Linked DNA regions of Homo sapiens: region 2 is linked to region 1. A link is a contact called in ENCODE Hi-C data. All regions are on one chromosome and are shown on one strand. Each heading gives the region's core, a stretch centred on a gene start or an enhancer-like site at or near the end of the contact. The rest is flanking DNA. Distances are from core to core; before and after follow the strand shown.

Region 1 (4,276 bases), core at 189-2,688:
GGCTCTGGAAGCTCTGCTTGTGTCTAGATCGTTGTCCTGAAATGTAAGACCTGGTTGTCCTGAAACGTAAGACCTGTTTCCTATTTTTAAAATGGGTGTCATGGCGCCCAGCAGGCTTCAGACCGGAGGGTGAAGGAGAAAGTCTGCCCGGCCCCGCTGGCCCTGCGTATGTCCTTTCCTTTCTTTTGTCCATCCCACCCGCGCTCACCCCAGCAGGAAACCTCCTGAACCCCTCCTGTCCACCCTGCTCCAGTACTGATTTCCCACAGGAACCTTGTTCTAACCCCACTGCCCAGAGCCTCGGGAGTGGACAGGGGTGCTCTCCAAGGTGAAGCATGGGGCAGGTGCCCTTCGTGGCATGAAGGGCCGCAAGCAGAGGCCTAGCGGGCAGCCACTGGACCCTTGGCCTCCTCCCCCAGTGGCGGCTGGGGCAGGTTCTTGGGGGGTCCTCGGCATGGGGCCAGCAGCCAGGCTGGGGCGGGCGGAGATCCAGGACCTCACCTCTGGCCCCGCGATCTCCTTAAGTCGTAGCTGCTTCTCTGACCCCAGCGCCAGCAGGAGCGCCCCGGAACTGAGCGACTCCCCCGCGGCGCCTTGCTGGGGCGCGCGGTCCCTCCCGCAGGTCTCCGAGGGAGCCAGGACCTCGCGCCCCACCTGTCCGCTTCTCCAGGAGGCCCCGGCGCCACTGCTGCCGGGCCCTCGGCTGGAAGCCCTGTGTCCGCCGCCGCTTTGATCCCGGGGGGCCCTGCTGGATAAAAGTCCCTGGCGGCTCCGCGCCAGCGCCAGAGGGGGAGCGCAGCCGAGCCGGGCGCACCAGCGGGACGGCGCAGGGCCAGGGGCGCTGAGAGGACGGGGCCACTGGGCCGCCCGCGCTGGCCGCGGTGAGAGCGGGGCCCCAGGGCTGCGCGAGGTGGGGCGATGCGGGCCGGGGTCCGAATCCCCCACGGCCTGCTCTGGGCCTGGGCACTGGGGGATGAGAGGGACACTGGCGGCTCCAGGTGAGCGCGCCTGCCCCGCGCCCCCAGCCCGTCGGGCTCGGCCAGCTGCGCCGCGGGCGGAGTTCCCCGCCCCCCACCCCGGCAGGCGCGGAAAAGCCTCGCCCCTCCCCGTCGCCGCCGCCCCTTCCAGCTGCCCCGCGGGGGGGGGCGGCGGCGCCGGGCTGGCCGCGGTGAATGGAGCCGCCGGGGCCGCCCGGCCGCGCTGCCCCCCCACGGAGCCGGGCCGGGAGCGCCTCCGGCGGCCGCGGCGGGGTAGTCCAGGCCCCTCCGTCAGGCTTGCGGTTTGGGAAGAAAAGGCGATGCCTCCGCCAAGAAAAGAGCGAGCGCGGCCCCCTCCCCCCTCCGCCGAGCCCGGGCGGCGGCGGCGGCACATCTAACGCGCGGGCACCCGGGCCGCCGCGGCCCCCGCAAATAAGCCCAGCCTCGGCCCCCGCCGCTCATTGGCGCGGGCCGCAGCCAGCGCACCCAGACCCTGCGCTGCCCTCGGACGGCCGGGCGCGGAGCCCCAGCTGCGGAGGCCGACGGCACCCGGCCCCGAGCGCCTCGACGCCGAGCCGCGCGCGCCTTCTCCGCCAGGCCCGGCGGGCGGGAGCGGGGGCGAGGGAGCAGGAGCGGCCAGTGCCCCCGACACCCCCGGCCCGGCACCCCCGGCCCGGCATCCCCCGCCGCCGCCGCCGCCGCCTCAAGGCCGCCCGCTCCCCGCAGGTGGACGCGGCCATGGGCCGAGGGGTGCGCGTGCTGCTGCTGCTGAGCCTGCTGCACTGCGCCGGGGGCAGCGAGGGCAGGAAGACCTGGCGGCGCCGGGGTCAGCAGCCGCCTCCTCCCCCGCGGACCGAGGCGGCGCCGGCGGCCGGACAGCCCGTGGAGAGCTTCCCGCTGGACTTCACGGCCGTGGAGGGTAACATGGACAGCTTCATGGCGCAAGTCAAGAGCCTGGCGCAGTCCCTGTACCCCTGCTCCGCGCAGCAGCTCAACGAGGACCTGCGCCTGCACCTCCTACTCAACACCTCGGTGACCTGCAACGACGGCAGCCCCGCCGGGTAAGGCCCGCGCCCTGCACCTCCCCGCCCCGCCCGACGCGCCCGGTCTCCGGCTGGACCTTCCCTGCGGGCCGCGGCCGTTCTCTCCCCGGGGAGAAAGGGCTTCCGTCGGGCGCCCCGCGGTCCTGGCCCCGAGGAGTGCCCGGTTCGGTGACTCTCCGCGTGGGGAGCGGAGCGGCGCTGGAAGGGCTGGTCCCCGGCCAGCTCGGGCACTGACCCCTCGGCCTCTGGGCCCAGCCGCTCTGCTGGCGTCCTTCGGTCCCGGGGCGGGGAGATGGCAGCCCGAGAGCGCGCCTGGCTCCAGCGGGAACCGGCGACACCGGGGGGCGGGGAGAGGCCCGCTGCCCACCTCCTTGCAGCCCCGAAGTAGATAAAAGACGTGAGGTCGGGGGTCGGGGAGCGGCGGGGCCGCCCACGCGCTCAACAGGCCGAGGACAGCCGGGGACAGCGGGAGACTTGGGCGTGGGGTCGGGGCTCGGCAGGAAGGCTCCCCCGCCGGGTCGGTGCCGCCCGCGCCTCCCGCGCTCCCCGCGGCGTCCCGTTCCCCCGCCAAGCGCGCTCCTTCAGTGCGGACGCGTTTCACGCTTCAAGCGCCGCCGCGCGCCCCGGGAGGACCGCCGCCCGCGCCGAGGTGACAGCGGGACCCGCGCCGGGCGGAACGTGGGGATTTTCCACGGACCACAGCCCCGCGCGGCCCGTTCCCCGCCCCGCGAGCGCCACCTCCCGGGACCGCCGCCGTCCCTGAGCTCCCCGTGGGCCTGGCCGAGGGCGCCCCCGTGCGACCGTCGCGCGCGGCCGGAACAGGTGGCGCGTTCCCTCCGCCGGAGCTGGGCGCGCGGGGCGCGGCGGGTCGGCAGCCCTGGCCGACCCCCCGCGGTGCGTCCTCCCCCGCAGCTACTACCTGAAGGAGTCCAGGGGCAGCCGGCGGTGGCTCCTCTTCCTGGAAGGTGCGTCCAGGGCTGAGGCGGGGGGAGGCCGGGGGTCTGTGCGCGCGGGCCTGAGCGGCGGTCGTGTCCGCAGGCGGCTGGTACTGCTTCAACCGCGAGAACTGCGACTCCAGATACGACACCATGCGGCGCCTCATGAGCTCCCGGGACTGGCCGCGCACTCGCACAGGTCAGCGGCGGGCCCTGGGGAAGGCGTCTCGACGTGAGGCCCGGGAGGAAGCCGCGCCCGCCTCCTGGAGCCCCAGCCAGGCCCCCACCCCGCACATCATGCCCAGCCTGGCGCCCGGGTTTACTAAGAGCAAGGGGCGCCCTTCACTCTTGCCTTTTGGGGCCCATTCCACATTAGCATTCAGGCGCTTACCCAGCGGCTCTGGCCCTCCCCAGGGTCAAAGCAGGGCAAGGGGTTGAAGTCAAGGTCAGACCTGGTGTCCAGCCTAGCCGGGCACCGTGGCCATGGTGGCTTCCCGGGGGTAACTAAACCCAACTGTCCTCCACTTTCCCGGCAACCTTGGTTCGGGCTAGCAACACCAGCACACCTCCCTTCCTGGGGCCAAGTAGGAGCCCCAACACCTCACCAGGGTTCCCAGACCCGACCCTACACAGCCTCCTCCCGCTAGAAAGACCCACCGCCTCTGTGTCCCCAGGCACAGGGATCCTGTCCTCACAGCCGGAGGAGAACCCCTACTGGTGGAACGCAAACATGGTGTAAGGGGGCACAGGGTCTTGCCTGGGAGTCCTGCCTGGAGGGTGGTTCTTCCCGGGGGGTCCTTCCTTGGGAAGTCATATTCTGAAATGGTCTTTCCTGGGGGTCCTGTTCTGGATGGTTCTTTTGGGGAGGTCCTGTCCTAGAGGGGTTCTGGAGGTGTTTCTTTCGTGGTGGGGAGGAGGTCCTGTCCTGGGATGGTCCTTCCTGGTGGGGAGGGGTCTATCCTGAGATGGTCCTTCCTGGCAGGGTCCTCTCCTGGGATGGTCCTTCCAGGGGGATCCTGTCCTGGGATGGTCCTTCTTTCCTGGGGGGTCCTGTCCTGAGTTGGTCTTTCCTGGAAAGGGTCCTGTCCTGGGTTGGTTCTTCCTGAGGAGTATTACGCTGGAGGTCTTTCTTGAGGGGAAGTTCTATCCTGGGATGGTCCTTCCAGGGGAATCCTGTCCTGGGATGGTCTTTTCTGAGGGTCCTGTTCTGGGGGTCCTTTCTGGAGGCTGCCGGGCGGCAGGCGCTGTGACAGGCTCACTCTGTTCTGTGTTGCAGCTTCATCCCCTACTGCTCCAGTGATGTTTGGAGCGGGGCTTCATC
Region 2 (4,126 bases), core at 1,595-4,094, 270 kb before region 1:
CTGCGCCCCACCTCTGACCCCCGCAGACCCCTCGCGCAGCCCGTGCCCTGCCGCTCTGTGTCCGCTTACATCACGACGGCAGGGGCCGGCGGGGCAGACACACAGGCCTCATTTGCGGATTGGCCACTCCCACCCAGGGCCAGGGCCAGGAGCCCCCACTGGTGCCCCAAGTGGGGCTGGGCGCAAGTCCCCTTTGGGAAAGGAAGGCTGCATGTGCCGCCGCAGGCTTCAATCCTGAGCTGGCACTGCGGGGTCTCAGAGCTTTGAAGACCCCTTCTCCGCAAGGCTGTCACCGCCCTGGGGCCGGGAGGTGGTGGGGGCCGGAGCTGGTCCAGAGCCGCCGTCCCCCACCTCCGAGGCCTCCTGGACCCCGCAAGGCCGCCCCTCCACCCTAAAGCCAGTGCCTGAAGGCCAAGGCTGGAAGGGGAGTCGGGTCAGGAGGCGCCCCCTACCCCACCGCCGCCCAGCGGGCGTCGTGGGGACCCGGGGGGGAAGGTGAAGACCGGGAGGAGGCAGGAAGGCGGGAGGTGCGGGGCGAAGGGGGGAACCCAAAACTCCACCCTCGCCAGGAGAGGCCCCTCCTCGGCGCAATCCCCGCCCGGGCCGGAGGGACGGCTGGAGGGCGCCTGCGGGTTCCGGCTTCCCGGCTCTGCGGGCGGGGGTCGGCGCGGGTGGTCGAGGCTGGGCGGGGCCCACCCGGGGGAGGGGGAGGGAAGGATGCTCCGCCCGGCCCCGCCCCGCCAGCCGCGGGACGTGGGGGACGTGACCGCGCCATGGGAGGAGCCCCCGTATTGCCCGCAGTAGGCGCCCTACTGGACGCTACCGTAATTGCCGGCGCGCGGGTCCACCGGGGTCAGCGGAGCCCGGGAGCCGCGCCAGGCGTCGGGGCCTCGAAGCCACAGGGCGGGGCCGACTCCACTTGCTGCAGAGGTGGGACCAGTGGGCGCGGCTCGGGACTCGGGGGCGTCGACTCGTGAACTGCGGGTCTCGGAGCAGGAGCCCGGCGGTTCGGTTCCGTTGCGTGCGGCTGCCCGGCGTGGCCCATTTCACAGATGGGCCTGACTCGGGCAGGTGACGCTAGGAGGACGCCCTGAGCTCTGTCTGCTCCCGCCCCGCCCCTGCCCCAGGGCCCGGGCACCTCCAATGGCTCTGCGCCACTGCCCGGAAGGCCCCCGCTGGGGCCCAGAGTGTGGCCCACATTTGGCACCTCACTGGAGGGAGCGGCACAGGCCCTTCTGTCCCACGTGGCCAGGTCACCCCAGGACCCACCGCTGAGCCAGCCGAGCCTGGCATAAGGGTCACTGCAGGCCAGTAGGGGGGACCCGTCCGGCCTGACGGCTGGGCTGGGATCCATAGAGCCCTCTGGTAGCTGCCCCTCCAAAGTAAAGTGCCCCGCTCCAGTCAGTGGGGTCTGGCCTGATCGTGCAGGCCACATGGCTTTCTGGGTGGCCTGGATGGCGGGCCCTGCCCAAGGTCACATGGGGTCGTTACCAAGCCTGCCTTGAGACCAGGCCTCCAGGTGCCCACCCCAGACTCTGTCCACACCATGGGGCCCTGGGGGACAGACGCTGCACGTGCCACGGCAGAGCCCCCATGCACTCAAAGCCTCTCTGGGGGCAGACACCCCCCCACGGCCTCCTAGCACCTCCTCAGTTCCTTCCCTCCATGAGGGAGTCGAGCCCAGCCGCCTCCACACCACGCTGGCGGAATAGACCCTCCTTCAGCAGGGTCAGGCCAGCACCCACCTGACTTCCAGGCCTGTGCAGTGAAGCTGGGACCTTGGACTCCCCGGCCCCAACAGACACAAGACCTCCCACCCTTGTGCTCAGCATGGACAAGCCCCTGGGCCTTGGGGTGGGCCAACTGCCATTTCCCGCCCAGCAGGCCTGACTCTGGCCATCACCAGGAGAGGGACCCTTTCAGCCCATGCCTCTGGGACAGAGAGGAGGACAGCCGCCCCTCGGCTCCCCCCATCGTCCCTCACCGACTCCAGCCACCCCTGGAGGCCCCGGCCAGAGCTAAGGGCTTCCCTTCCACTCTGCGGCTCCTGTCTCTTGACTGGCCCAACACCCAGGGAGGCTCCTGACCAACCCACTTTTCGTATAGGGAAACTGAGGCGTGGGTTAGGAAGTGGGAGGCTACCAAAGGCTGCGCCTGGTTTTCCCACGAGCTGGGGGCCAGGGGTGGAGGTAGGGCGAACCCAGGGAGCCCAGCCTGGCTCTGGAGAGGGTCCCCCACTTCCCTGCACGGTCTCGGGCTGTTAGTCATTGCCCAAGGGCGGGTGTGGGTCGGGGAGTGTTCAGGGTGTTGCGAACAGGGGAAAGCGCCACGGCCCGAGCGCAAGTGCTCCCCACTCCCTCGGGGAGGCCACCCATACAGGGAGGGCTGCAGCAGCCCCACCAAATATAGCCCGCGCCCCCCGCCACCGCGGACCGAGCTATTTATACCCGGACCGGGCTTGGCCGCCGGCGCAGCCATCTCCTGGCCCGAGCCCAGCCCCTGAGGGCAGCCCGACGGGTGGGCGCCGGGCCGGACCGGGGGAGACGAGACTGGGCAGCCAGGTATGCGAGGGCGCGGAGGGGCGCGGCTGGCTCTCGGGAGCCCTCGGTGGGGCCCGCTCGGGGTCGAGAAGGCTAGTCCATGCCCCGGGCGCCCCCGGACCTGATGGACAAAGTGGGCGGGGTGGGGGTGAGAGCGCGGACCCCGAGGTCGCCCCCTTGCCCGGCACGGGGGAGCTCCTGGGCCCCGGCCCGCGCGCGAGCATCGCGGCCGCGCCTACCTGCCGCCGCTGGGCCGCCTCAGCCCGCCTCTCGCCGCCTCTCGCCGCCTCTGCCCGCCTCTGCCGGTCCGCTCCGCGCCGGGGGCGACTTTAAGTGCTCGGGTCGCTGGCGCGGCACGTCCCCCGCGCACGTCACCGCCTGGCGCCGCCCCTGCGCGCCCCGCCCGGACCCCGCGCCGCCTCCGGACGGGCTCCCGGGCCGCAGCTCCCCGACGGCGCGTCCCGCAACCCCGCCGGGCCCAGGGACCCCCCCAACCGGAACCGGCCCCGTCGGCGCCCCCGGCCCGGAGCTGGCCCGCCCCCTCTGCTCCTCGGGACTGGGTCTTCCCGGCCTCGCCTCCCCCGGAGTCCAGGCTCGCTTCGCCCCTCCGCCCCGCCGTCCCTCCGTTTCCCCGCCTCGGAGCGCAGCGCGGCAGGTCCCAACGTCCTCCAGGGCAGCGACCCCTCGCCCCCCAACGCCGGGGCCCCTTTGGTGGGGAGGTGCGCGCGGGTCCCGTGGGGTTCCGGCCGCCTGGCTCAGCTCCGGGGCCCACATCCTCCCTCTCTGAGGCCACGTCCGACCTGTCCCCCTTCAGACCTCCGCTTCCTCTCCGGTCCCGGTGCGGACGGCGGCTCTTCCTGGCTAGGGGAGCGGCCCGCGGCCTGCGCTGCCTGGATGTGGGGCACGGCCTCGCCCTCCCTGAACTTCCGTTTCCCCAGGTGGCTCCGCGCCCTGCGGGGCCCTACAAAGCCACCGACTCCAGCCCTGCGCCCCTGCCCCGCCCCTCTCGCGGCCCAGAACCCGACGCGGAGGCCGGGGCGGCTCCCACCTTCGGGGAGGCGAGGGCTGCCCACCCGCTGGACCTCGTGAGGTGCTTCTCCCAGCCTGTTTTCTCTCATTTGCAACATGGAAATAACGGGCCGCTTTGGGTGCTGAGGTTTGAGGTGGCTCCAGGGAGTAAGGCCTTTGTTGGCCTGGACCAAGGAGTCTAGTTGTCAGGGCCACCCTGCCAGGGCCACAGGAATGCTTTAACTGGCCCCTCCCGGACCCGGGGGCTTCGGGGACCGAGGCACTGGTAAGCCCGTGCCTTCACACACAAAGGAGGCAGGGGGTATCAATGGAGGACCCCTCCAGAGGGCAAGGGGAGGCCACCCCTGACAGTGAGGCCGTGTGGGCCTTGGCTCTCCATCTGCAGCCCAGCCTTGCGGGACATCAGGTCCAGTAAGGCCGCCTGTTCTTTCTATGTAATGTTACAAGCCCACCCTCCCGCTGGCATTCACAGAGGCTGGGTCTGGCCCTCACCCCTACCTGGGGCCCAACCACCCCCATCCCCAAACATCAAGATGAGGGCACGTGCCTGTGAGCAG

Evidence for each region. Hi-C counts contacts between places; a loop is a spot of excess contacts on that map. Pooled maps may share reads with other maps.
Region 2: a pooled map shows a loop between it and region 1 (2.7-fold over the local background). The contact joins the promoter of SLC16A3 here to the promoter of NOTUM in region 1. A Hi-C loop is called at or near these places in 3 of 50 pooled maps.

Annotation. Positions count from the first base shown.
Region 1 is chr17:81,958,349-81,962,624 of GRCh38, reverse strand. NOTUM (notum, palmitoleoyl-protein carboxylesterase) reads left to right here and starts at 1,438. Exons shown (of 11, transcript NM_178493.6): 1 at 1,438-2,038; 2 at 2,933-2,985; 3 at 3,059-3,154; 4 at 3,630-3,690; 5 at 4,232-4,276. The coding sequence starts at 1,716. RefSeq lists silencers at 2,092-2,235, 2,502-2,581, 2,612-2,951 and enhancers at 2,165-2,727, 2,728-3,290.
Region 2 is chr17:82,227,760-82,231,885 of GRCh38, reverse strand. SLC16A3 (solute carrier family 16 member 3) reads right to left here and starts at 2,844. Exons shown (of 5, transcript NM_004207.4): 1 at 2,780-2,844. RefSeq lists silencers at 2,379-2,428, 2,439-2,598, 2,719-3,038, 3,199-3,338, 3,389-3,468 and 3 more.